Regions from separate parts of the Mus musculus genome. Here regions 1, 2, 3, 4, 5 and 6 are each linked to region 7. Evidence: chromatin loops called from intact Hi-C (ENCODE). Cell type or tissue: heart. All regions are shown on one strand.

The links. Peaks named below come from ENCODE experiments on the same cell type or tissue, not always from the same donor. Only the 100,000 strongest peaks of a DNase experiment are listed, where the experiment ranks them.
Region 1: it touches region 7 in a loop (5-fold over the local background); 11 of 42 quality-filtered maps call a loop at or near these places.
Region 2: a loop joins it to region 7, with 10 times the contacts of the local background. A loop is called at or near these places in 14 of 42 quality-filtered maps.
Region 3: a loop joins it to region 7, with 2.6 times the contacts of the local background. A loop is called at or near these places in 7 of 42 quality-filtered maps.
Region 4: a loop joins it to region 7, with 3.0 times the contacts of the local background. A loop is called at or near these places in 6 of 42 quality-filtered maps.
Region 5: a loop joins it to region 7, with 3 times the contacts of the local background. A loop is called at or near these places in 7 of 42 quality-filtered maps.
Region 6: a loop joins it to region 7, with 6 times the contacts of the local background. A loop is called at or near these places in 18 of 42 quality-filtered maps.

What each region holds. Positions count from the first base shown.
Region 1 is chr4:132,087,080-132,091,079 of GRCm38, reverse strand. No RefSeq gene overlaps it. Among named protein-coding and RNA genes, the nearest start is that of Epb41, 17 kb to the right of the region's middle. In heart, a CTCF peak has its summit at 1,994 (motif pointing left); no DNase peak of the experiment used is centred here.
Region 2 is chr4:132,513,166-132,517,165 of GRCm38, reverse strand. n-TAagc8 (a tRNA gene) reads right to left here and starts at 1,158; the gene lies at 1,087-1,158. In heart, a CTCF peak has its summit at 2,228 (motif pointing right); DNase peaks (open chromatin) are centred at 1,565, 2,215, 2,665 and 3,255; H3K4me3 peaks cover 2,136 bases; H3K27ac peaks cover 1,817 bases.
Region 3 is chr4:132,210,038-132,214,037 of GRCm38, reverse strand. Ythdf2 (YTH N6-methyladenosine RNA binding protein 2) reads left to right here and starts at 1,782. Exons shown (of 5, transcript NM_145393.4): 1 at 1,782-2,138; 2 at 2,582-2,606; 3 at 3,207-3,286. The coding sequence starts at 2,112. In heart, no CTCF peak of the experiment used is centred here; DNase peaks (open chromatin) are centred at 1,807 and 2,537; H3K4me3 peaks cover 2,752 bases; H3K27ac peaks cover 2,204 bases.
Region 4 is chr4:132,272,000-132,275,999 of GRCm38, reverse strand. It overlaps Taf12 (TATA-box binding protein associated factor 12), which reads right to left and starts at 1,625. Exons shown (of 6, transcript NM_025579.3): 1 at 1,513-1,625. In heart, no CTCF peak of the experiment used is centred here; a DNase peak (open chromatin) is centred at 1,659; H3K4me3 peaks cover 2,358 bases; H3K27ac peaks cover 2,307 bases.
Region 5 is chr4:132,178,732-132,182,731 of GRCm38, reverse strand. No RefSeq gene overlaps it. Among named protein-coding and RNA genes, the nearest start is that of Ythdf2, 32 kb to the left of the region's middle. In heart, CTCF peaks have their summits at 950 (motif pointing left), 1,835 (motif pointing left) and 3,954 (motif pointing right); a DNase peak (open chromatin) is centred at 591.
Region 6 is chr4:132,291,639-132,295,638 of GRCm38, reverse strand. Taf12 (TATA-box binding protein associated factor 12) reads right to left here. Exons shown (of 6, transcript NM_025579.3): 5 at 3,688-3,776; 6 at 2,310-3,012. The coding sequence ends at 2,977. Among named protein-coding and RNA genes, the nearest start is that of Rab42, 9.7 kb to the left of the region's middle. In heart, CTCF peaks have their summits at 2,476 (motif pointing left) and 3,804; a DNase peak (open chromatin) is centred at 2,438.
Region 7 is chr4:132,343,401-132,347,400 of GRCm38, reverse strand. Rcc1 (regulator of chromosome condensation 1) reads left to right here and starts at 1,651. Exons shown (of 10, transcript NM_133878.3): 1 at 1,651-1,755. RefSeq lists a cis regulatory region at 1,249-2,096. In heart, CTCF peaks have their summits at 490 (motif pointing right) and 1,619 (motif pointing right); a DNase peak (open chromatin) is centred at 1,690; H3K4me3 peaks cover 2,425 bases; H3K27ac peaks cover 1,535 bases.

The DNA of each region.
Region 1 (4,000 bases), 260 kb after region 7:
GGCTGCACAGAGAAACACTGTCCCAAAAAACTAGAGTCTCTCTCTCTCTCTCTCTCTCTCTCTCTCTCTCTCTCTCTCACACACACACACACACACACACACACACACACACACACACACACAAGTGGGAAGAGACTCTAGGGCTTATTTCTTCTTTGAATAACATATATCAGGTTCCGTGGCCCCATTTTAAAGTAATTTGTGCTTGGGCCAGACACAGTGGCACATACCTGTTATTCCAGCACATAGAGGACTGAGAGGCAGGTCAAGCCAGCCTAGGCTGCATAGTGAGATTATATCTCAACACACACACACACACACACACACACACACACACACACACACACACACACACACACACGAGGGCTGGTGTAGTAGTTCAGCTACCACATCTAAAACCTGATTTAATCCCTGGAACTCGAATGGTAGAGAGAATTGACTCTCACAAGTTGTACTCTGGCATCCACTTATGTACCATGGTATGTCTCTGTCCCCTCAACAAGTAAATAAATAAATAAATAATGTAAGTTTAAGACGATCTGGAAACATGGCTCAGTGCTTTAGAGCAATTGTTACTTTTGCAGAGGACCTGAGTTGAGTTCCCAGCAGCCATGTGTGGTTCATAACCATCTATAACTCCAGCTCTAGGGAATCCGACTACGTCTTCTGGCCTCCTCAGTCACCAGCACACACGTGCTGTACAAACATGCATATTGGCGAAACATTCATACACATAAAATTAATCTTAAAAATTTTAAATTGAAAAAAGAAAACATGTGCATAGACTTTCTAAAAGATTTAAACCTAGGCATAGTGGCACATGTCTTTAATCTCCGCAACTGGGAGGCAGAGGCAGGCAGAGCTCTGTGAGTTCAAGGCTAACCTAGTTTACATAGTGAGTTCCAGAACAGCCAGCCAGAGGTACATAGTGAAACCTTGTCTTACACACACACACACACACACACACACACACACACACACACACACACACTATGTATATATATGTATGTGTGTGTGTGTAGCTAGAGAGACAGCTTAGCAGTTAAGAGCATTGGCTGCTCTTGCAGAGAAGCTGGGTTCAATTCCCAGCACCCACATAGTGGCTCACGGCCACCTGTAAACTCCTGTTTCAGGAGACTGATTTCCTCTTCTGACCTCCACAGGAATCAGGCATACACGTGGCAAACAGACAAGACATCAGACATGCAAGGCAAAACATTCGTATAAATAAAAGCACACACACACACTAAAGTAAATATATATATTAAAAGTATATATATATTTTAATAGAATGTGTTCATTAGAGAAATGAGAAACCCGATAAAAATGGAAAACAAAGAGATACATAAATCATTCACTAGTCCATTAACATTTGGGTATGTTTCCTTGCCAGATTCACCCAGGTGTCTCCAGGGCACCCCAGAACCCTCTGAAATGGGGCATTAACTACATCTTACCGCAAGATCATGAACCTTCATCACATGTTTCAAGGTTGCGGGTATCAAAAACTCCAAGAGGTGCCACGCAATCACATAAAAATATAGTCACATGCGGGGCAGTGGTGGCGCACGCCTTTAATCCCAGCACTTGGGAGGCAGGCGGATTTCTGAGTTCGAGGCCAGCCTGGTCTACAGAGTGAGTTCCAGGACAGCCAGGGCTATCCAGAGAAACCCTGTCTCGAAAAACCAATACACACACACACACACACACACACACACACACACACAAACACACACACACACTTGCGTGCACACACAGTCCAGACTTCGCACATACATTCCCCATACTTTGGGTACATTTTGTTCTCATGCAAAAATTCACTCTTGGCTTTTATTCCTTTACACCTACTAACGTGTGTCAATGCTACAGACATGTATACGCACTCTGTACGTCACTTCTCACCAGGTGCGTGTTGGCACACTTAAACAGTCCAACTACTTGAAGAAATTTAAGAGGAGCTGCCTAACGTCACAGACACTGCTGCCACCTACAGGCCATCTCTTGCACTTGCGCCCTTTTTCAGCTTTTCCATTCTGACAACTCTGTTCCCAGACTGATGGCCTCATCCCTGGAGCTGTTGGCTCCTAATAAACATGTTAATTGAATGAACCAAAAACATTTAGTTTTCTTCCCTATTTTTTTTTGATGACAGGGTCTCATGTGTCTCAGTGTAGCCAAGACTAATGAGCCACCACCCTCAGCAAAACACTATTTTAAAATTGTCTGCCTATCTATCTATCTATCTATCTATCTATCTATCTATCTATCCATCCATCCATCCATCCATCCATCCATCCATCCATCCATCCATCCATCCATCTATCTATGTATCTATCTAATATATTTACCTATTATCTATGTATATCTATTTATCTATGGATCAATGTATCTATTGATCATGTTTGTCTATCAAGCCTAGGACTATGCACACCTGGCAGGCATTCTCTCAGAGAACTATTATACCACCAGCCCTAAAAATACTTTGAAATGGAGTATTTTGTTGTTTTTGCTTGTTTTTAAGCAGACTCTAAAGCGGGCTTACTAGGAACCTGAACTCACAAGCTCCTCCCACCTCAGCGTCCTGCCTCCTGCCCAGTTACTAAATTAGGGTTGTTGGCAGGCTAATTTAGGGTGCACCTGAAGTGGGTATTCTTACAGTGGGAGGAAGGAGGCTAGGAGGAGGGATGTGGAGGAGAGTAAGAGGTAGTGATGGGGATGTGGTTATGAACATATTACAGGACACACTCATGTGAAAATGTCACGATGACTTCCACCTATGTTTGAACTTTTCTCTGTAGCATCTTACGTAGCCCAGACTGGCCTCAAATTTTATGTAGCTGAGGGTAGCCTTGACTTTCGGATCTTCCTGCATCCACAGCCTGTGCTCTGGGTCACAAGGCCATACCTGGATAGCAACCAGATCCACGGCTCCATAGCACGCCTACTGAGTTACATTCTCGTCCTGGAGTCTGCTGTTTTATTTTTTATTTTATTTTATATGTATGGTTGTGTCTTTCTTCTTTCATTTCCTTTCCTTTTCTTTTTTTTTTCCTTTCCTTTTCTTTTGCCTGAGTGTATGTCTTCACACCATGCCTGGTGCCTTTGGAAGCCAGAGAAGGCATCAGGTCCCCTGCATTTGGAGTGACCGGTGGTTATGAGCCAGCTTGTGGGTACTGGGAATTGAGTCCAAGTCTCTGGAAGAGCACTTGATACTTTTAACTGCCGATCTGTCCCTCCAGCTCCCAAAGCTCATTGTTTTGTATTTTACTTTAAATGGAAATTTTAAAGGGAAAAAGTGGGGTTTCATTCATTCATTCATTCACTTTACATCCCAATATCAGCCCCCCTCCCAGTACCCCCTCATGCAGATTCTCTCCCCATTCCACTGTCCCCTTCTTTTTTGAGTCCCTCTCTGGGTGTCTTCCCCCTTCCCCCCACCCCCTTCCCTTGCATATCAAGTCACTGCTGGACTAGGTGTGCCCTCTCCCACTGAGGCAGACCAGACCAGACAGTCCACTTACGGGAACAGTTTCCACATTGTTGGTTTTTGAAACAAGGTGTTTGTATCCCAGCTGGGCCTTCAGCTTGCTAATTAGCTGAGGATGGCCTGGAAGTGCTGACCCTCCTGCCTCTATCTCCTTAATGTTAAGATTATAGGCATATACCACCATGCCTGGTTTTATTCGATGCTGGTGATCAATCGTGGAGTGTAGCACATTCTAAATAAGCATTCTACGAACTGAACTAACTACTTCCCAGCCCCAAACAAAGTATTTGTAACAAATGGGGAGGTAGAGGAAGCAAAGAGGGGAAGCGACTTGCCCAAAGTCACCCAGCTGCTTCTGATACAATGGTGCTCTGAACAGAAAGAGGCCAAGCTGAGAACTTTTGCTGAGACTCCCATGAAGCACAGTCAAGATCTCCTCTCCTAGAAGGTCAGGAGACACACTTACAGGAGGATGAGAGCAACCGGGAGGGATGGTTTCCCAAGAGGGCCTCT
Region 2 (4,000 bases), 170 kb before region 7:
TTACGGATGGTTGTGAGCCACCATGTGGTTGCTGGGATTTGAACTCAGGACCTTTGGAAGAGCAGTCAGTGCTCTTAACCGCTGAGCCATCTCTCCAGCCCCCAATAAACAAATCTTTAAAAAAAAAAAAAGACAAGGTCTCGTGTAGCAGAGGCCTCTGAGGGCACCTTGTGCTCATCGGGTCACACACAGGCACATAAACGGAAAAGAAATAAACTACTGATTTTTTGTAAAGGATTAAAAGTTGAAGAGCCCAGAATGATAGCACAGGGGTATAATCTAAGCACTCCAGCTTGTGCACAGGACAAGCAGTCAGTCAAGGTCTCATATATCCCCCCACCCCACCCCACCCTCCCCCCACCCCCACCCCCGGTCTACAAAAGGCCAAGGAGACCTGTGCTACAAAAGACCCTGCATTATGTAAGAGCTTACAAAGACAATAAATACAAGCTGGGCAGTGGTGGTGCACGCCTTTAATCCCAGAATTTGGGAGCCAGAGGCAGGTGAATTTCTGAGTTTGAGGCCACCCTGGTCTACAAAGTGAGTTCCAGGACAGCCAGGGCTATACAGAGAAACCCTGTCTCGAAAAACAAACAAACAAACAAACAAACAAACAAAAAACAACTCTGGAAAGCCACCTACTCAGGGGACTAAAGTAGGGAAATCAATAGTTGTTCCTTTCTGTTCTTTAAACAACAAACAGGCTTCTCTTTCACTTTTTATTTATTTATTTATTTACTTACTTACTTGTTTATTTACTTATTTATTTATTTTTGATACTAGCACTTACTGAGTTTCCGAGATAAATCACTCTGTAGCCCAGTGTGGCCTTCAACAACCATTATCATGCCATGCTTGAGGGCCTCTTTTTTTGTTTTTGTTTTTCGAGACAGGGTTTCTCTGTGTAGCCCTGGCTGTCCTGGAACTCACTCTGTAGACCAGGCTGGCCTCGAACTCAGAAATTCGCCTGCCTCTGCCTCCTGAGTGCTGGGATTAAAGGCGTGCGCCACCACGCCCGGCAAGGGCCTCTTTAATATTAAAAATGTAACACATAGAAGCACTTAAGTGTGTAAATGGATTTAAAAAAAAAAAACCTGGAGATCGAACCCAGGACCTCATGCATGCTAAGCATGCGCTCTACCACTGAGCTACATCCCCACATGCGAAAGAATGTGTAGAGATTTAAAACACCAGGGGAGGCAACACAGACTTGCAATCCCAGATACTTGGGAAGTTGTGGCAGGGCCATCATAAAGTTAAGATCAGCCTCTGGATACATAACAAGTTTGAGTTCCGGATTTGAGTTATGGGCCTGGTGTACAGACCTAGTCTCAAATATTAAGAAAAAAAAAAAAAAAAGTAAGCCTTGTGCTACCAGCTCCCTTCCTGCTCAGGGCGGGCGGAGGAGAGGCAGGCGCTGAGTTTTAGACCAATCAGAGCCCGGTTGATAGGCAGAGCAAGAAGATTTTAAAGACCTTTCAGGTCTCCTCAACAGCTTCGGAGAGTTGCCTTGTCAGCCTGGAAACATGCCTGGTCCTATCCAGAGCGTCGCTGCAGGCTCCTATTGGCTTATTCTAAACCCCGCCCACATGTCTGCTCATTGGCCGCCGCGATTTACGTAAGAAGAGCCTGTTGCTGAGCACCAAGGGGTCGGGGAGGAGTGTTGCTGCTTTTGCCGAGGATACTTTGGGGAAAAACAGCAATATAAATAACAACCCCTGCTGCCCTGTTGAAGAGTTCTGCGTTAGCTTTCGTGCTCACAACAGCCCTGCTTTGACACAGCAGGAAACAGGGGCAGAGAGAAATGACTTGTTCTGATTTCACACGGTTTAAAAAGCTAGGACTGCCTCCGCCCTTCACCCCCTCTGCCCATCATGATAGGTAGTAGGGTACCATAGGAAACAATTTTTTTAAAAATCAAGCCACTGGATCAGACTGTTAAAGTGTCGGTTGGCTGGACCTTAACATCTGGTCTCCATGCCGCAGACAGTTTTCCGAGGGTTTTTAGCGAAGCAATGGGAGAAATATTTAGGCTGTGAAGTTTTATGAAAGCTTATTCCTTGCTAGACACTTCAGAAGCCACATGGTATTTACTTAGCCACCGCATGTCTTCTTATTAAGACCTTGACGCCATGATATGGGGTTCTGTACAGAATCCTTTGGAGCGGCCCTGGAAGCCTTTTTTCAGTTCACCGGGGTTGAGCTATAGCAAGATCTGGCCTGCAGGGGGCGCTGCGGGCTCGCTCAACTGATCAAACTAGAAAAGTCCAGCTAATTGCCCCGAAAGCACCCAGAATAGATGAGCCTTCATATTTTACTAAGAAAGATGAGCTTTTCCAAACTTGACGTTTTCTATCCAAAATGTGCAGTCGAGGGAAGTGACTTTATCAAGACAAACTCTGCACGTTGATCGGAGAGAGATCTCCTTCCGAACGAACGTCCTTGATTTAGTCGATAAAACTGATTCAAGAGTTGGGAAAGGAAGGGGCTTAATTTGGTGAATAGAGACAAAAACAAGCGATCGAGTCGCTGTTAGGATCGGAGCTGACTCTGTTTCTGGGGGTCTGTAACAACTTAAAGAGGTGAAGTCAGGGTTAGTCCTTGTTCGGGACCTCACACAATGGCTGCTTTAAGGAGCAAGTGAAGGTGAGTAAGCTACTGGTGGGTGTGTGGAGTGTCTCCTTTGGTTTTATCAAGCCAATCGGAGCGAGAGGGGCTTCTCTCCTACAAGAATTCCCTGGGCAGAAACTGTGTTCTGCAATTGGGGAGTTGGAAAATAGTAAGAGTTGGGGGGGGGACCCCACAAGGAGTGATAAACCATAGTGCCTGGAATGGTTACAATGTAAAGGCATTATAATACAATGATTCAAGAATTTGATGCCATAAAATTAATTCTGAAAAAAAAAAAAAAGATGAGAATCCCATTAGGTTTTTAGTCTGACAGGGTCTGAAATTGAAGAAGTCTCAAAAAAAAAACCTTTCAGATGTGATCTAGACATGTCTCCAGGAATCAAAAGAGCTTTGGCCAATCAGTGGCTTTAACACGGCTGATGCAAGAGTCCAGAGAGTATGGCAACAGGAGGAAGAAGGAGACCTTGCCTGACCAAACACTATGCAAGGCATGGGGGAGGGGTACGGGAGGGATGCGTCCACCCAGTGTCTAGCACACCTCCCCATCCCTCACCAAGCTGGCAGAGTCACTGCTGAATTGCCACAGCCAAACCTAGCCACTGGCACACACTCCATGGTCAAAACTGTTTACTGAATGAAAGAGGGAGGGAAGACGCAGATTTCTCTGAGCACAGCCTGCGAGTCCCTCCACCTCCGCTGGTTACTCTTACTCAGGTTCTAGCCGCCCTAGCCATCTTCAACCGGCAACTGAGCTTCCCACAGAGGCCCTGCCACAGAGATGTGCGGACACGCCCATTCTAGGCCACTTTACAGTTATGTCTCTTACTCCTAATTAATAGATCTGGTTTAGGCATCAATCACAAGTGCCAGCCTGCCTCTTAGCTATTCACTTCCTTCTTTCCTCACTGGTGGGACAGTTTCTGCTGTGGAGTCATACTGCCTTTGAGCATGTTGCACATTACTGAGCCACCTGACCTCGGCCAGCACACCTCTTGAGAGCTTCAGTTTTGTCACGTGTCAAACCGGGACATAAAGGCTACTTGAGGAGGTTGTGGTGAGAGTTATAATGGGCTAATGGGTGGATCCTGGACTCTTGTTAGTAGAGCAGAATACTGTTTAAAAGTCTGCGCCACCTCCACTTTCATTCTTTAGAAGCTAGGTCACAAAAGATCATCTGCTTTAGAGTATTAGTGTCTTCTGGTTCTCCTCCACAAAAATCATTTGCCTCATAAGTGGAGCTTATAGTTTTATCTCTGAAGATCAGAAAGTCAATTTTCTTTTTTACTTTTACAAAGGATCCCCTCATGTAGTTCATGTAGGGTCCCTTGGTGACTTTTTTTTTTTTTTTTAAATCTTTCAAGACAGGATT
Region 3 (4,000 bases), 130 kb after region 7:
TCTCAGGAGATGATGTCTAGTCTAATTCTCTTTTTACAAAATCAAGCTGTCTCTAAATGCAAGCAATTGCTGATACAGTTTATATACAAAGCTGAGCCATGAGGTTGACTGGCTAATTATCTTTCATAAAAAAACCATTACTAGGCTTCTCTCATTCAATTAATGGGCTCTCCACCCTGAGATGTGACATTTTACTAAGAGTTCTTTAACTTTGGTGTCTGATCTTATTCACTTAAGCCATAAATGTGAGTATAAGCAGACAAGAAATGCTTTGCACTTACTTTGAGCGGTTTACAAAGTAAAATCCAAGAGTCTTGGCTTTTTCCTCCTGAATCTGTCAAATCCAAACCTTCTCTATCTAGCAAGCAGATGGCATTAGGTTAACAATAGTGCATTGCTCAGGTGTCTACCATTTGCAATAGCAAAACCTACTACTAAATATCCTTGTCCAGAGTGATTTTTTTTTTGTTTGTTTGTTTGTTTTTTGAGACAGGGTTTCTCTGTGTAGCCCTGGCTGTCCTGGCACTCACTTTGTAGACCGGGCTGGCCTCGAACTCAGAAATCTGCCTGCCTCTGCCTCCCGAGTGCTGGGACTAAAGGCATGCACCACTACGCCCAGCTCGTGATTTTTTTTTTTTTAAATTAAAAATGCCTTTGGTGGTGCATGCCTTTGATAACAGCATTTAGGAGGCAGAGGCAGGCAGAATTCTGAGTTCAAGGCTAGCCTGGTCTACCTAGTGAGTTTGAGGACAGCTAGAGGCACCCTGTCTCAAAACACAAACAAAAAACCCTACAAACAAAAAAAAACCTGCCTTTGCTCATCCTTTGGCTCTCCAGTGAATCTTAGCTCATGAATACAGGATTTCTTTTCTAGCTGTTGAAGAATGATATTATGTTGTTCTTTGTGTCAAAAGCACAGATCTATTTAATAACTTGATAACTTTGGCAGCATGCTTAATCTCCCTTTTCCCAGCTGTAACATTGTTTGATAGGCACTTTGAACTTGTTGAAAGTCTTTAAATTTAATGTGTCAGAAAGCACTTAATGACAAAGCCCTGCACACAGCACATACTGGAATAGCGTTCATTTTCCAGTCCTTAGATCACGAATATTTCCTCTTAGGGTCCAACAGACTTCAAGAAAGTGTGTGTGACACTGTGCATACGGGTGAGGTGTCTTTTTCTTGGGAATAAAGTCCAGAGTTTACTAGATTATTTTGGGGTCACTGACTTCTCTGAAAAAAAGAGAGTGTATATTTTTCTCCCTCAAAAGTCAAAGGGGTAAATGTCTTGTGTGCAGGGCAGTGAGGGCCGGCTTTTTAATATTTAGTGGAAGTACTGCTCCTGGGTGTTTTTTTCAAGTCCCTGAGGAAGGAAGGTGACAATAGTCTTAAGGAAGGGCGCGGGTGTCTTCTGGGCCGACCTCCATGAAGTTTTCCCTGTGAGCTCTTAGGACCTCTCTTCTGGTTCCTTTTCAAATTGGGGGAGAGTTATCAAATGCAGTTATGAGTTAGGGCTCAAGTCCTACACAGAGTAGAAGCCTCTGCCCCATTAAGAAAGGGGCTTCTGCGTGTTTTCTTAAGACAAAACAATTATTCTCTAGGTGTTTGCCAAAAAACTCCAGTGGTGACCCCCGGTGCCACCCAGGGCTCCTAGGCCCAAAGCGGCGGCGGTGGGGGCGGGGAGACCGCGCGCGCACCGCTTCCGCTCCTCCAGCCCAGCAGAGGGCGCCACGGGCGCGGCTCTCCCTTCCCGAGATGCTTCGCGCCGGGCCCTTCCGCGTGGGTCAGCGACTGTGAGAGTCAGCGCTCGCGCCGCGCGCGCCGCCCGCCTCTGCCGCTCGGCCTCCCCCATTCGGGCTGCGAGGGGGCGGGCGCGCGCTCCGGAGCATAGAGACGGGCGTTGAGCTCGGCGGCCTAGAGCGTCGCCGGATCGGAGCCGGAGCCCGAGTCGCGCGCTGTGTCTCTGCTGCGTCCGCCGAGGCGAGGCTCCGAGTGTCAGGGACAAAAGCCGCCGCCGCACCCTCTGCTCCCGTCGTCGGGGCTCATCCGCCGCCGCCGCTGTCCCGACGAGGAGTCCGCCGCCGTCGTTCCCCGTGAGGATCCGAGAGCCATGTCGGCCAGCAGCCTCTTGGAGCAGGTACAGGCCCAGCCCGCATGTCTCGGCCATTGTGTGAGGCGAGACGGGGCCCGACTAGGCCCGGGCCCGCCGCTCCTGGCCGGGCCGCGGCGGGCGCCTCTCGCGGCTCGGGATTCGGGCCTCAGACCGGCCGCGCCCTGAGTCTCCCGCCCGGCCCGCTCTTCCCGCTCCTCCCCGGGCCGGGCCGGCCGCGCCGCGCTCCCTCCCAGTAGCGGCCCGGGCTTCCCTTCCTCGTTTCCTCTCTTTCCCTCGTGTGGCTGCCGGGTGGCCGGGCTGCCGGGGCTGCCCCGCCGGCCTAGCGCTCGTCCCCGCCTCCCCCTCACCACGCGTCCCCCCCAGGCCGGTTCCTTTCTTCCCTGCTCGGGCCCCGCGTTCATTTGTCTTTCCTTTTCCGTTTTCTTCTCGGACGACTTGCTGCTCGGCGACGTCCCCTCCTCTCGCAGAGACCAAAAGGTCAAGGAAACAAAGGTAAGACCCCGCTCCTCCGGGTGGCCGCCGGCCGGGATGGGGAGGGGGGTCCGCCGGGCCGTGGGGGCGGTGGCTCGAGGACGCGCCCCGGGGAAAGGACCTTTCCGAAGCCGCTCGGGTCGCAGGTGCCGCGCGCGGGGCGGTCGCCCCTTTTGGTGTGGCCCTGCAGCTGGCGGGCAGCTTTTTTCGTTAACAACGAGTAATTCATGAGCGGCCGGGGGTGGAATGCATTTTGAGAAGCACCAGGTCCTTAGTTTTCTCGTAGGTCTTAGGAGCCCTTTGTGTTTCCTCCTCGTGGAGCACTTTCTGGAAGTCACTCACATGTGAAGGAAGCGGGGAGAGAAAGCCGGAGGGAATTGAAATTCGAAGGAGCCAATACACTGACCTTTTAAAAAGATCAGCTCGCTCTGGGGTGGAGACTCTTTTTCACTGTCCGGCTCTTGCTTCAGCCCTGGCGCTCATCGTTATTCCCCGGAGTTTCAAACCAAGTGACTCTTGGAACTAGCATGGTTTCTTCCTGGTGTGAATGTAAACTGATGGATGGGTTTGGAAGGGAGCTCTTCGGACCAGGGCATTGCTAATTTAACTTTTCCCCTCTAGTACAAAATGGTTCTGTGCATCAAAAGGATGGACTAAATGATGATGATTTCGAACCTTACTTGAGCCCACAGGCAAGGCCGGTGAGTAGTAAATTGTTCTATATTATCTGAGGGGACAGTGTACTGTTAGACTTTCTCTGCCCTGTCTCACTTTTGTGTTTGGGTGTGTTTGGGTGTGTGTGTGTGTGTGTGTGTGGCTGACTCCTAATACAACTTACTAATTTGTTATATAAAACATTAAAGATATAAGCTGTGTGGTCAACAAAGCATGTGCTCTGAGACTGCATTACTGATAACGCGAGTTGTATAAGAGCTGTTATGCTGGCATGAGTAATTGCCCCTTGTTTGCCAGGAAAGGATTAGTGCACAGCTTAAGAATATTGGCCAGAGTTTAGCCTGAGCTCTAAAGAAAACAAAACCTTGTCTTTTAGGGAAATTGGGATGATAATGTAGTGAGGAAATTCTAGTGAATGATCACCTGAACCTCACCTATACAAAACTTACTTCTCTTTTGTCTCCAGTGAGGCTCTTTGTGTATTAAAACTATTTCAAAGTGAGACAGTGGGGCGCTAGATGGTGATTTTTGGTTGTTTAGTATCTGTAGAGAACAACTTTGTGCATAGCTCTTTTGGCTAATGTGTTTGTTAAAGGAGGCTAAAACACTGTTGAACACAGTTGACATTCAGACCAAGAATGATTGCGGTTGCAGGTAGGGCCAGGTAGAGGGCTTATGCATCAGTGTGTCCTTCTAGTGTAGTTCCCATTGCCACCAAGAAAAGTTTGAGATACATTTAT
Region 4 (4,000 bases), 71 kb after region 7:
AGTTCCAGGACAGCCAGGGCTACACAGAAAACCCTGTCTTGAAAACAAACAAACAAACAAACAAACAAACCAAAAGAAAACAGAACAAAAAGCCCAAAGTGCTTAAGTTGTGCACGATTCATCTGAGTAGGTTTCAGTCCTGGGTCTTTATGAAGGGAAATGACAGGGTCCAAGTCACTCTTCTAAAAGCAATCCCTAGAAAATGTTCTAGGCCACATTTACTTGTGAATTTCTCAACATCTTATTGAAAAATAAAATTTATAAATAAATAAAATAAATAAAAGACTTTTCACTTAAAAGTTTGTTTCCTCCCTTGTAACATTTATGCCAATGCCATACATAATAGGTACTAAAATATTAAAATCCGTTAGAAAAAAATCCCTTCTGAGTTTGAGGGTAGAGATTCTAAAAGCATTTATTCAAATAATTTCAAGCAAGCATCTCTTCTTCGATGTACATGGTAGAGTACTGTATAACCTAAGAATCTGGCTCACAGTGATCCTAATCCCTCTTTGCATCCTCTTTTTCTTAAATGTAAAAGAATTCAAAGTGTTCTTTTGCTGCCCTTCCATCTATGACAGTTTGCTAGTGATATAGAGATCTGTGCTCAACGGGGGCTGAATGGAACAGGGCTTAAGGTACTTATCAAGTATATAACTGAGTTCAAACTGCTTTCAGCTTCACATCTGATTCACAATAATGAAGAAAAACGAAGACGTTTCATGTGGCTTTTCTAGGTTAAGTAACGGACACAAGAAAAAGCCTAAATGCCAAAAGCCAAATAGGCAGCGCCAAGAAGTCTTCCCCCGAATATATATATCCTAATCCTCCGGGTACAGAGAACAGATCGCTAAACCTTTTCAACTTTTCTCCCTTGAAGGCTGATCTCCCAGCCGTTAAGGACCCCCTAGTTCCTTCACTTTTAGGAGCTCGGGTCCTTACATCTCTGTCCCTCCAGAAACTCTTGAGTCTGAAAGCCCGGATCTTGTCCCCAAAGAAGACCCAGTCCTCACTGCCCGCTTCGATTCCCTTTCAAATTCAAGTCTTCTCTGCCTCCTTCTCTAGCTCCAGTCCTCAAGTCTTTGCTGCCCGGTTTCTGAATCCTTAGGAGCTGGGACTTTACTGTCCCGCTTCTGTCTCTTAGGAGCCCGAGTCCTCTCGGGCTCCACTTTTACCTCTCTGGAGCCTGTGTCTTCACGCCCCGTTTCGTTCCTACCCTCGCCTCCTATAAAGTGCGGGATCCTCACCATCCTGTCCCTCTCAGAAGGCTTTCCCTCAGATGCTGCAGAATCCACATCCGTCCCCGTTTCCTAAGTCTCTCATTCAGAGCTCGAGTCCCCAACAGCCGCTGCTTCTGCGAGCCCGAACCCCTCAAGTCCCGTCCCAAGAGCCTGGGCTCCTCAGCCCCGTCTCTTCCACAGCCTAGTTCTTCCAGCACTGACCCGCTGTGGGTCTGGGTCCTGACACCCTCCTCCCGCTCTTCGTCCTCAACTGCCAGGGCCCAAGACTCACAGGCAGCAGCGTCTATCTCCCCATGATATGCGGAGACTGCCCCAGTGAAGCTTTCGTCTCAGCAGCCGGTCCGACTGCGCGGCCCTCCCCAAGCACTTCCGGCACCGCTCCCCGCCTCCAACCCGGAAACGCGCGGCTCTTCCGGCCGCCGGGCGCGCGCCTCACTAGCGCAGGCGCAGATGGTACTACAACACGTGGTAGGACTGTGAGCCCAGCGCCTGGCTTGGCAGGTCGGGCTTTCTGCTCTGTGTGGCTTGCTGGTGGCGTGGGTCTACTCTGCGTCCCCTACCACGGCGTGAATCCCTGTCCTAGATGTTTCTTTACGACTCATCTCTTTCACGAGCGTGACCGGTAACCGACGGCCTCGGAGAGCTTCCAAGTCGCCATTTTTGGTTGGTGCCTTTGTGGTGCTATAAGGATGGGACCGCAGTTCTGCATAGATACCAACTATGGGACTCTCAACCAGCACGAGAACTTGGAGACTAGAGAAGCTGATTGTGCCTATTAGTTAATCTGTAGTCAACATACACTTGGACGAGAGCTGTCTGTGAGGGACTGGTTCAGTCCCTCACTTGGAGTATGTCATGTAATAGTGGAAGAAACGTGAAATTCCTAAGGGATGTAGGTTCTCAACTTGAATTGAAAATTCTTACTCCAAAGCCCGGGCTGGTACAGTAACTGTTAAACCACTAAGCCCTGAGATTTGAGTACTTTTTTTTTTTTTTTTTTTGCTAGGCATGTAAGCAACAGGCAGTTTCAGTCCCCGGCAAGGATTCTTAGTAAAATAGAGATCTCGCAAACGAGTGTATAGAAGTCTGACATCTCAGAGCTATCAACGGTTCCTGCCCATAAAGAATCCATTCTATCTTTGTATCTTCATCCCATTAGGCTCATCCACCCTCTTGGTCCAAAATCCTGGATGCAAGGGCTTAACCATTAAGTGGCAAACTGTTTATAACCTTATTTTTCTTTTTGGATTTATTTTATGCGGAAAAGTGTTTTGTCTGCATTTATATATGTACACCATGTGCATTCCTGGTGCACAAAGAGGTCAGAAGAGGGTATCTGAAGCCTTGCAATTGAAGTTACAGATAGTTGTGAGCCACCATGTGACTGCTGGCATTGACCCAGGCCCTCTGCAAGACTGCCAGGTTCGAGAGAAAGCCACCTCTCAAGCCCCAGCTTTATTTTTCTATCATGGTTCTCAGAGTTTGGCCAATCAGTTTTTGTGCTTGCATCCTTGGATGTACTAAACTGTTTTTTTGTTTTTGTTTTTGTTTTTTGCTGTGTGCTGGGTATATCCTGTTGGGGAAGTCAGTCATCATTGTCCTTAAGAGTTTACAGGCGCTAGGCAGTGCTAGCTCATGCCTTTAATCCCAGCACTTGGGAGGCATGGGCAAGATTTCTGAGTTTGAGGCCAGCCTGGTCTACAGAGTGAGTTCCAGGACAGCCAGGGCTACACAGAGAAACCCTGTCTCAAAAAAACAAGCAAACAAAAAAAAAGACTAGATGAGCAGTAAGGCTGAAGTTTGGTTAGGGGACAGGAAGGGACAGGTGGAAATGGGGGGTGGATTTTATTCAGTGTTCAGTGGAAAGGCATGAAAACTGAGGATTGAGATGGTAATTTGTATTTAAGGAAGCATTGGGTGGATGGGTAGGGTGGATGGGTATCTTGGCTCAAACCATTGGCCCCTACTCTCGGGAGGCAGAGGCAAGTCAGTTTCTGAGTTTGAGGCCAGCCTGGTTTTCAAGCTAGCCACTGCTCCACAGTAGGTGCATGTGTCAAATAAAGTGTGTGGCGATAAATGAACACTTGGATTATAGAAGGGCCCCTTGATGGACAGAGGGTAGCACCACTGGGCTCCTCACCAGTTTCTTTTCTTTTCTTTCTTTCTTTTTTTTTTTTTTTTTTTTTTTTTTGGGGTTTCCAGACAGGGTTTCTCTGAATAGCCCTGGCTGTCCTGGAACTCACTCTGTAGACCAGGCTGGCCTCGGACTCAGAAATCTGCCTGTTTCTGCCTCCCAAGTGCTGGGATTAAAGGCGTGCACCACCACGCCCGGCTTCACCAGTTTCAACTACACCTCTTCCCATTTATGAATCTCCTTTCTTTTGTAGCTCCTACTTTATAAAGGGCAGGGAACTCCATACGTTATTAAAGTGTAATGCCCAACAGTCTATTTTTTTGTTTGTTTGTTTCAAAAGTATTCATCTGCTTCTTCTACACACTCTTTTTAATGTAAGAACATTAGGGGCGGGGGAAGGGCTCACGAGTGGGTAGGAACGTTAGGAACGTGGTGTGCAAATGTAAGGATCTGCATGCCGTCCCCAATATCCTGAGGAAAAGCTGGGCCAGGCTGATGTCAGTAAGCTCTGGGAGCTGAACACGGGGATCTCTGCAACTTTCAGAGTAGAGGACCCTGGAGACAGGCAGCGTAGTGAGAGCTAACATGCACACTTTTTTTTTTTTTTTTAACTTTTTAAATCTTA
Region 5 (4,000 bases), 160 kb after region 7:
CAGCCCTTGCTGTTTTAGAACTCTGTAGACCAGGCTGGCCTCGCCCAGCCTTATTTTTTTCTTTCTTTTTTAAACATGGTGATTGATTTAGGTAGAGAATTAACAACAGAATGGAGACTTAAACGTTTCACTCCCTCCCCTTCCTAACTGTGTGAGGACAGGGTCTTTGAATTGAAGGGTACTTTTATTTGTACTTATTCTAAACTGGGGTTTAGGATTGGTTTTCATCCTAAAAGAAATTTTTTTTTTTACCTTTAGCATGTTGCAAGTTGTGGTTTCCATTCCTCCAGTGGAGAATGGCAGCAGACTAGTTTTCGGTTCCTTCTTGGCGCTTAGAGAGTGTGGGGATTCACTTGGGTTCTTCCAAAAATGCCCTGAAGATGAGGGTGTAGGCCTTAGGCCTCAGATCCGAGGGGTGCATTCCAAGTTTTCCCCTGCCTTGGGAGGTGAATCAACACAGGCAGCTGTGAAGCTCCTTAACCTGAGGCTCAGGAATCGCTGCTGGAGGCCTTGCAGGTGCAAAATGTGCTTTCCTGAAAAGGCTAAGGGGGGGGTGGTGCGTGGTGGTGATGATTCCACCCGCCTGAGTCCGGAGGCTGCTTCTGGAAGACTCTGGAACTCCCACCGTGTTCTGGTGGCTGCCTCGCTGCTGGACCAGTGCTGCACTCTACTGCAGTTCCAGTCCGTTTAACCTGTAGCCAGGACGGTCCTGGGGGCACAACATGGTCTGCTTCTGCGCTTGCGCAGCCTTCCTAGCCAGAAGACACCTTGTTTGGAAGGCAAAGTTGTCTTTTATCCCTTGATTTATTGTATGTGTGGGAGTTGGCTCTTTCCTCCGCCTTGTGAATCCCGGGATTGACCTGAGGACATCGATCTTGGCCGCTTAGTTATGTGAGAATTCTCAATGCTGAAAGTTGGAAAGCCCCACCTGCTGGCCGAGCTGCCCTGTAACCGATCAGCACCCTCAGGAAACCCCCAATTTTGCTTCTCTGTCCGGTGTTGCTGTCAACGGTTTCATTTCTTCCTGTACTGAATCATTCAATTCAGCCTGTTATTTTGCGCACCCTTGCTGCTCCTGCTGGGAACAGGGGGAAAGAAGGAGGAGAAGAACGCACTGAGTTTAGAGACTGGGGAGAGAGTGCTCAATGAGAGCAGAAAGTGGTACAGCTCTGGAACCCAGCTGATTGGAAAATGGAAGCAGGCAGGTCACAAGTTCAAAGGTCAACATGGCAACGTATGGATACATTCACCTCCTAACTCTCAAAATGCAAAAAAGTCCTCAGCGGTAGAACACTTGCCTAGCTTTTCAGCAAGCCAATATTGAATCCCCAGTATTGTGCATGCGCTGTGTTGGCGAGTCGGATTGTATCTTCCTACAAAATCGTCACAGTTGGACTTCCCAGTGTGGCTTCTCTTTTGGTTTTTATTTTTCGCAGCCTCACCTCTCCCGGTGTTCTGCTCCATCCTCACCCCGTTATGATTTCATCATTGTAAAGAAAAATGGCTGCTGAAGGCAGTGATTTTTTTTTTTTTTAATAGAGCTTTAAATTAATTTCAGGACCAGGAACGATCACTTTAATGAATTATTTGATGTGCTGGAGTGAGAACCTGAGTTAGAGTCCTCAGCACCTGTAAAAAGCTGGATCCCTGCTTTGGGGAGGTGAGGGTAAGAGGATTCCTTGGGACTTATCTTTAATAAATTGCTTTTGCGTGGTGTGGAGAGATGGCTTGATGTTTAAGAGCACTGACTGGCTCTTCCAGAGGACCTGGATTCCATTCCTAGCAGCCATCTGTTAACTCCAGTCCCGGGAATCCAGCAGCGCTCTCTTCTGGCTTCTGCGGATACTGCATGCATGTGGTAATATGCGTACAAACAGCCCAAACATTCCTTTTTAAAATGACATTTGTCAGCAGAGTGGTGGTGCCACATGCCTTTAATCCCGAGTGCTGACTCGGGAGGCAGAAGCAAGTAGATCTCAGAGTGGTCTACCCAGTGGGTTTCAGAAAACCCGGCGTACATATAGAAACCTTGTCTTGAAAAACCAAAATAAATAAATGGCTAAATTATAAATAATTATTACATTTATTGATTTAGTATATATGCATGCAGAGGTCAGCCTTCAAAAGTTGTTTTTGTTTCTTCGTCATGTGGGTCCCAAGTACCCAACTCAGGTAGGCAGGCTTGCTCAGAAGCACCTTTACTGGCCCATCTTGCCAGCCTGGGAGACCTTGTCTTAAGAATAAACTGTAGTTGCGATTTGGGTGGTGTGCTACAGAGTCTCGTTTACTTATTTACCTACTTCCTTCTCTGTGTTTCCTCTCCTGTTCACTCTAACCCCTCAATCAGCTCTCCAGCTCCTCCCAGTGCTGACTCCCAGTCTGCCGGCTTAGCCTGGCAGCCATGGATGATGTTGCTGGTACATTGATCCTTTGTGCATTTGAACCCTGGCAAGGCATCTTTCTTGACATGGAGGGGCACTGTAGCTCTAGTACTTGGGAGATGTAGGGGGATCATGAATTTGACTGAAGCCAGCCTGGGCTACATAATGAAGGCTGCTAGGAGAAGACTGGCTTCCAGGCAGCTATGACAAGCCCATGCCCACAGTGTCACATCTACTTCAACACGGTCACATCTCCTAATAGTGCTACTCCCTGGGCCAAGTATATACAAACCATCACAGGTCAATACATTTAGACAGACCAAATCTGTCTCCTGAACGCTGCAGTGTTCCACTGTCCCCATGGCTATGTCATTAGCCATTTTATTCATGTCTGTGTCCCAACCCCAAATTTTTCCCTGATCTGTTCCACCTCATTAATAACCAATTTGTCCATCTATGTCTACGCTGCTGGTTTTATGCCAGCTGGACACAAGCTAGAGTCATCTGATGGAAAAAAAAATGTTCCCCTAAAGTCAGGCTGGAGGCAAGCCTGTAAGGCATTTTTCTTAACTAGTGATGGGTTGGGGAGGGCCCAGCTCATTGTGGGTGATGCCATCCCTGGGCTGGGGGTCCTGGATTCTATTTTGTATCACTACCTGCCTCTGGGTTCCTGCCTTGACTTTCATCAACAATGATCTGTAAGCCTCTCTGTCTTAGGGTTTTATTGCTGTGAATAGACACCATGACCACTGCAAGCCTTCTACTGGAAAACATTCAATGGGGGCTGCCTTATGGCTGGAGGGGTTTCATGCATTATACTCATGGCAGGAAGGCAGACATGGTGCTGGAGAAGTAGCTGAGAGTTCTACATCTGGATCCGGCAGCAGGAAGAGAGAGATACTGCTCGGCTTGGCTTGAGCCTCTGAAACCTCAAAGCCTTTCTCCCATCCCTTCCTCCAATAAAGCCACACTTACTTCTACAAGGCCACACCTCCCATTAGTGCCACTCCCTTCATACTGTGCAAGTGTGGGGCTCTGAGTTCGAATTTCAGCGCCTGTGTAAAAGACCAGACGTGGTTGAATGTGCTTTTTCTGGAGAAGCAGAGACAGATGGCGCTCTCAATCTTGCTGACCAGCCTAGCTAAATTGGTAAGCCTCAGGCCCCAGTGACTGTCTTAAAAACCAAAGTGGGGCCGGCAGTTTGGCTAAAGGTCCCTGTAGCCTGACATTGCAAGCCTGATGACTAGAGTTTAATTCCCAGAACCACATAAGGGTGGAAGGAGAGAATTTATCTACAAAAGCTGTTCTCTGACTTCCATATGTGTGTTGTGGTACATGAGTGATCCCATCTCTGTCTCTGTATTACACATCACACACACACACACACACAGAGGAACAAAAAGATTTTGAGTGTGTTGTGGTACATGAGTGATCCCGATCTCTGTCTCTGTATTACACATCTCACACACACGCACACGCGCGCGCACACACACACACACACACACAGAGGAACAAAAAGATTTTGAGTTTCCTGAACGCGAGAAACTGGGAACTGTAATACTCCACTATGCCAGTAGGTGGCACTAAAGTAGCATTTCTGAGCCAGCCTCTCAGCCTAG
Region 6 (4,000 bases), 52 kb after region 7:
GGCTGGCCTTCCAGCACTGCCCAGGACCACATGTGGCTGGAGTGGACTAGCAGGCAGCTTGTGAGGAGGCAGGCTAGAATCCTCAGTGAGGGTCCACTGACCCCTCTCACCCCCTTCCTTCTATGATAGAATGCTGGCAGACCTGATCTTAAAGACACTTGCAGATAGTCACTCACAGCTGCTCTGAGTGGGATGGTGACAGCCTGCAAGGTTGGCAGTACACAGCGGTCATCCCAGCACTTGGGTGTGGAGACAGCTGGATCTTAGACACATAACAAAGTCAACATCAAAAGAACTGAAACAAGGCTGGTGATGTGCTAGTCAGTATTCAGCCTGCTATTCCTTGCAGTGTATTCAATAAATCTGTTTACCTCAAGACAACGGCAACTAAACAATCAAGATGGTAACTGGGGCTTGGGAGATAGCTAGATGCTTATCCTAAGAGCACAAGGACCTGAGTTTGATGCCCAGAACCTACATAGAGATGCTGGACGTGGTGGTACACACTTATAATCCCAGTGGTGGGGATGTGTAGACAGGAGAATCCTTGGATAGCCAGTCTACCCTAATTGGTAGGTTCGAGTCCATGGAGAGACCCAGGCCCAAAGTAGGCAGATGACCTTCCTGAGGACCACACCTGAGGTTTCTCTTTGGCCTCCACATCTACAAGTGAATATGCATCTGTGAGTATAACACACACACACACACACACACACACACACACACACACACACACACACGTTCTGCAGAGGCAGAACAGGCTGTATCATCCTGTCTAATGCAATCTTTCCCACATCGCAACAGTTAAGACATGGCTCAGCTGGGTAGTGGTGGCACACACCTGTAGTTCCAGCTCTTGAGAGGCAGAGCAGGCAGATCTCTGAGTTCCAGGCCAACCTGATCTACAGAGTGAGTTCTAGGATAGCCAGAGCTACACAGAGAAACCCTGCCTTGAAAAACCAAAGACACTGTTCAAGTGAATTGGGTGGGAAGCCAAGAACAGCCTGCTGCCAACATAGCTCACCAAACCAAGGGCTCCAATGCCTGAGATGTCAGAATGAAGCCACACACTGAATCTGAGGACTGTCCACCCCTTTCTTCCTTTTATTATGGCTTCTGCCTACTGAAGGAATGGGCACAGCTTACAGAGACATGAACAGTCCTTCGGTGTGCTGGTAAGACAGTAAGACTGAGACAGAGAAAGCCACCTACCTGTCACACAGCTGATCAAGAATGATAATTTGACGTCTTATGAGTCCCTCACTTCTGTCATTGTACTTCCCCAATTCCCCTGTCCCTTTCGGTCCTCAAAAGAGGACTCAAGAGTCATTCCAGATTCCATCTTGGCTGCTGGCATCAGTTACTTGTTCCTATCCGGACTCAGTGGGACCCCTCTGCTGTCTGGTGTCACCAACAGAGCATCCTCTGAGAACATCTTCCAGTGGCTGTAGGTTCTGGAGAGTTAAGGCCCTCCTGACGCTAGGCCACATACCCAGAAGCTCAGTGTCAGGCGTGACCAGGGAAGAAGCTGGTTGTCCCCTTGCTGACTCTCCAGGCTGAAACCTCAGCCAAGAAAACGGCAACAGAAGCATGGCCTTTGAACTCCTCAGATCTATGAACTGTGTCACGTCTCCGACCAAGCCTCAGGAGGAAGATGACCAGAGCAGGGACCAAAGGTAGGTGTGGCTGTGCTGTGGCCCCTAGGAGGAGCAGCCACCCTCCCCTAAGCCCATGGTCCCTCACAATCCACAAGGCTTGTGCTGGGCGTGGGTCAGGATGATGACAGGGAAGAACATCCTGCTGTTGAGAGAGGCCCTGCTTTCCTCCGATGACAGAATCCCAGCAACAGGACTTCCCCCAGAGCTATTCACATCCTTCCTCAGGGACAAGGATGAATACAATCTTCTATGGAGATCCAGAGAGGTCTAAAGGGGCTCTAAGAAGCCAGGCATGATGATGCACACCTGTGGTCTCAGCTCACTGAGAGGGTCAGTTCAAGGATAGTCTCAGCAAGATACCAAGAGTTTGAAGCCAGCCTGGCCTACCCCAGAGCTTGCCTCAAAACACACACACCCCCCGAGAGCTTGCCTCAACACACACACACACACACACACACACACACCCCGAGAGCTTGCCTCAAAACACACACACACACACACACCCCGAGAGCTTGCCTCAAAACACACACACACACCCCGAGAGAGCTTGCCTCAACACACACACATACACACACACACACACACACACACACACACACACACACACACGCACACACACACACACACAAAAAGGTCCTATGGACACTAACATTATCAAAACTAGAATGCTTGTTTATTTTGGGGCTTAGCAGAGGTCACTGTGTCTGGTGGCAGAGAAAGTGCTCCAACTCCTACTGCTGGCTTGTTCCTTTGGAGTAAAACAGTGGGAGATCCCTGCCGGTTTCTCTAACAGGATCACTGCCTGTACTGCCACCTGCTGACTGCAGCGCTCCCAGCCTTGCTGGGACCCTGGCATTTCAAAGGCTCTCAGCTATGCACCCTGTGTCTTCAATTAATAACTCCTTTATTCTGGAAAAGCAAATCAAGTTCATATTCATAGAAACACTGACATTACAAAGTACAGGGACGGGGGGAGGAGGAGACAGACCCTCTACAAACTTGCTAACACTGTCTCACCCAACACGACCAAAATGCTCTTCCTACAGCCAATCACTTCTATAATAAACCACAGGCAAAATCTTCTCTGGTAGATACACTGCTTCTCTTTGAGACGGCAGGGAAAAGGGACCAGAAGGTGGGCAGGAGGCTTTATTCTTTTGGCAGATCTTCTCAGTCATTATAGATATTGCTGCACTGTTAATAAAAAATATATGCTTCTCTGTAAAGCATTTAAAAAAAAATCCAAGGATGAGATGGCTGAGGTCTCAGCTCAAGTATCTCCAAATACACGTTGTCCATTCCCTGACCGTTCCCTGTGTTATTTCTTGGTTGTTTTCCGGATCAGTGCCATTCTCTGAAAGGAGACAGAAATGAGCAGTTAACAGGGGCCAGAGTCAGGAGCCTTCTGGCACATCTAGAAAGCCACTAGCAAGTAGCACAGTCTATATTATAGGGAGCAGCACACAGGGCGGAGAGATGGTTAACGCCCAAGAGAACTCAGCCATGCCTGCCGAGCTCACGTGCAGCTGGCTTTTCCCATCAGGGAAGCTGTTGAAATCACAACAGCAAGGAGGCCAGGCTTGTCAGTGGGAGGCCAGTGCCCTTACTGGACTAAGGATGAGGACAACTAGTTCTTGATCAGAAATGACATCCTCACACTGTCAAGAAAGGCAGAGGACAGCAGCTATCGTGGCACATAACCCAGAGTGTTGGGCAGAAAAGCCTGGGTAGCTCCCGGCACAAGCCTGACACACCTCTTCCTCTGACCTGCGTGGTGTGTGACTTTCCAGGCCGGGTTTCAGTATGAGAGCAGGTGGGCGTGCCCACAGGAGATCTGGAATCAAGAGCTCTAAATGAAAATGCAAAGCGCGCTTGCAGCAGCGCAGCATTGGGGGAGCTATGACAGAGCTTCCTCTGACCTCTGGTGCAGTCACGTTGGCTGCACAGGGGACTGACACTCCAGGAGGCAGCTGCTTGTACTCCCTGTGAGATGCACACAGGCTCCAGTCCTGGCTCCCCAGCTCCTCACCTGTTTGTGAGCCTCTGTGGTACATGCTTTTTTGTAGGGTCGGATTTCCTCAGAGCCAAAGCCTGGGATCCACATGTTCCACTGGCGCTCTGCAAGGAAGACACCAGCACAGAACTGAGGCTGCAGCCAGAGGGCAGTGCAGCTGCAACAAGCTGCAAGCAAAGACAGACCTGGACTCCGAGTAGACACACACAGTCTCTCCAGGTTTCATTGTTTTTTAGCACTGGGTTTAGTACATACTAGGCAAACACTACCACTGAGCTATATCCTCAAGTTCTTTAACCTGTTTAATTTTAATTTCTACAAAAACATT
Region 7 (4,000 bases):
TCTTTTTTCTTTTTTTTTTTTTTTTTTTTTTTTTTTTTTTTTTTTTGGTTTTTCGAGACAGGGTTTCTCTGTATAGCCCTGGCTGTCCTGGAACTCACTTTGTACTTTGTAGACCAGGCTGGCCTCAAACTCAGAAATCTGCCTGCCTCTGCCTCCCGAGTGCTGGGATCAAAGGCGTGCGCCACCACGTCCAGCAAAGATTTATTTATTATTATACATAAGTACACTGTAGCTGTCTTCTGACTCGCAAGAGGACGTCAGATCTCATTACGGGTGGTTGTGAGCCACCATGTGGTTGCTGGGATTGGAACTCTGGACCTTCAGAAGTCAGTGCTCTTACTTGCTGAGCCATCTCTCCAGCCCCTCCTCCTCCTCCTCCTCCTCCTCCTCCTCCTCCTCCTTCTTCCTTTTTTAAATTTGTTTTTTAGTGTAGGAGTGCGTACACCTTCAGGCCAGAAGAGGGCATCAGATCCCTTTTATAAATGGTCGTGAGCCACCATGTGGTTGCTGGGAATTGAACTCAGGACCTCTGCCAGAGCAGCCAAGGGTTCTTAACCACTGAGCCATCTCTCCAGCCCTAAGCCATTTTTCACAGTGTTCTGCTTCTGGTGTTAGCTCCCAACTCCAACAATTCCCAGCTCTGAGTCATCTTTTCCTGCTCCCAGCCCTTACTCCCCCCTCCTTCCCTTACTATCTTGTAGTTGAGCCTTGCACCGCACACTTAGACAAAGCACTCAGCCACTGAACTACAACCAGTGCCCCTCTTCTCGCCCCAGGTTTTTTTCCTTCTTCTTCTTCTTTCTTTATGGGATAGAATCTCACTATGTATCCCTCCTGCCTCAGCTTCTGGAATGATGGGATTGTAGGCGGTGCCACCAACCCAGGCATTACCGAATCTACTTCCTGCTTGCTCTTTGCCTCTCCATTCTTGGTTACACTTTACCCAAAGTCCATTAAAGTTGTGAACATTTCATCTTGTGAGCAGAACCTTCCCATAATCACACACTGTCCCCGTAGACTAGACCTTTACCCTCTACTTTCAGACTATATGGCAGTTTCACATGTCTTACTCTCTGTCATTGCAAATGTCACCTCTCTGGGACAGGAAAGATGGCTCAGTGGTTAAGGGTGCTTGTTGCTCATGCAGAAGATGGGAATCCCATTCTAGCACATACATGGCAGGTCGCATCCATTTGTAACGCCAGTTCTACTGCAACCAATGCTCTCTTTCTGGCCTTTGAACTGTATACATACGTGGTACACAGATGTACCTACATGAAAAGCACTCATACATATAATAAATAAGGAAATGTTATTCATCCTGAATGCCTCTTCCACTTAGACTAATTAGCCGTTCCTGAGCCCTACCTAGACTGAATCAGATGGCTCTGTATAGATTGGGGTCTTTTGAGCCTTCTGCATATATAATTTGAAAACAAGAACCATCAGCCTTGTTTTGTTCCGTGCAGACCTCACGCACCAGATTTTCCTAAACAAACAGGAATTCTAGTAGTTCCTCCAGTTGGTTATTTGTCCACTCATCCCACTTTGGGGAGGAAATCTCCCAAGTACAGAATGCTGTGTACAAACTAGGAGCAGCCGCTCGCACTTCCCGCGGTGGCCGCCAGGGGCCGCCCGGCTCTGTGTTTTCCCTTCTGGCCAGGGTCGCGGCCGGAGGCCCGCAGAGCGCATGCTCGGGGCAGTTCACCGCCGGCCGCCGAGCGCCGGAGTTGCTTGTGGCCGCCCTGTCCCGAGGTAGGTCGCGCTCCGGTTCGTAGGGAGCCCTGGGGACGGGAAACCCGGAGGTGCGCGAGGTCGTGGTAGGCCGAGATCGCAACCTACATGGCGGGCTGCACGTGAAGCCGGCGGCGCTCCAGGCGCACGAGCTCCGGCCCGCGTGGGCCCCGCCTCGCCGGCGCTCGGGCCCCTTAGCCGTCGCGCTTGGGGCGCGCACTCCGCTCCGTGGCGGGAGATTCAAACGACTGATGCGCGGGGACCCGGGCGCGCGCGGCGGCGGGGAACTTGGGGAGCCGCCGGTGGGGAGGGGCCAGCAGCGTTCACAGACCGTGGCCTGTCCTTAACCCTCTTCAACCCCGTGTCACCCGGTTGTTCCGTGCCGCTGGGGAACAATGGTGACAAAGGCGGGTCTCCGTGACCTTTGCGGGACGCAGGGGCTCCCAGGCGAGTCTTCCGTGGGTCCACAGTTAGGGTCTCCTGAGATCAGCAAAGTATGCCCGTGGAACTTGAACGTCGCTGCTGCCACGTCTTTGGTTCATCCTAAATTAAGTCCTCCGACCACGTGTGCCGTGGGACAAGCTGAGGGTATGAAACAGACCCGGAAACTCCAAAGCAGAAGCCGTAACCGGGCTGTGGAGGGTTGGGGATAGCTTTCCAGGTGAGATTTTAATATGTTTGGGGTAACAGAATCAGGGTGATCCAGACATGGGGTACATACAGCACATGCAACCACTCGAAGAGTTTGGGTCATAGACATTGGTGCTTGTGGGGAGGGTGTGGAGGATACAGAGAAGGCTGCGTCACCCAAGAAGAGCATGCTAATGGAGCTCAGAAAAGATGAGTTAGAAGTGATTCACCAGGTTCTGGTTGCAGAGGCAACCAAGAGCAGGAGTCTGGATCGGGCAGGTCCCACTAGGTTCTCTTAAACCTTAGTCTCCTTGCCTTTAAAGGGAAAGTAATGTGTCCTATAATCTGTGCAAAGCTAGTTACTCAAACATCCCCCAGAACTATTGCCCCTCTCTCTCTAGGAAAAAAAAATTAACAGATAGCCCGAGGCTGTATCACTTACTTCTGGACCTGGGTGATGGACTTCCTGGTGTGGCTTGAGCGTGCTCAGTTCTCAGTTAGTTACTGGCCGCACACAGCAGCAGCCTGCCCAGGCTTTGCCTTCTCTCCTGGTAGCCTTTCTCACAGAGATATTCTTCCCTAAGTCTAGCTGGAAAGTTCTGAGTGTGGGGGGAAGGGAGGGACCACCGCTGGGGTTACCAAATGCTCCAGAAGTGGGAGTAACTGGAAAACCCTCCTCCTGGTGGGTTGTCTAACCTAGTCTACCCACCCCTTTGACTTAGCAGGTAAGGCTGTGAGCAGCTCCAGTCCTGGGTGTGTGTGTGTGTGTGTGTGTGTGTGTGTGTGTGTATGGGGGGCATCCTCTCAGCTGTCATCTCACCCATGGATGGTGTGCAATTCTATTCCTGACATGGGGACAGGTCTGAACTCTTAACGGGGTCATACACCGTAGGTGCTTATTAATGAAAGTTGACTCCTTCCTGGATTTTATTCTGAGTCTTGTCCGTTTTTCTCCCAGTTTTTAAATTCCCTGAAGATGAATCCCAGGGAGTGGAAGTAGGGGGTGTGATTACAGTGACAGAAGACAAGTCTTTTTAGGGTTGTGTGTGTGTATGTTTGAGTGCTTTCCTGCATGTATGCCCAGGTACCACATGCATTGGCCCAGAGAGGCCAGAAGAGAGCATTGAATCCCCTGGGACTGGAGTTAGAGGTGGCTGTGAGCAGCCTGTGTGCTAGGAACCACACCTGGATGGTCTTGAAGAGTGGCCAGCACTGAGCCATCTCTCCATTTCTTTTTTTTTTGTTGTTGTTGTTTTTTGGTTTTTTTTCGAGACAGGGTTTCTCTGTATAGCCCTGGCTGTCCTGGAACTCACTCTATAGAGCAGGCTGGCCTTGAACTCAGAAATCCACCTGCCTCTGCCTCCCGAGTGCTGGGATTAAAGGTGTGCGCCACCACGCCTGTTGTCCTGGCTCATTTCTTGAAGCAGGGTATGTCTCACTAGATTTTTGTTGGCTGGCCTTGAAGTGTGGCAATCACAAACCCTGCCTCTGCCCACCGCGCCCAGCTGGCCCCACCTTTTGGAAGGTGCTGCCCTTCCCTGCCCTGCTTCTGGGTTTGTGCAGTATCTAGAGTTGCCCAGGTACAGATGAGGAATGTGTGGCTCAAAGACAACTGGGGTATCTCAGGGTCTCTCCT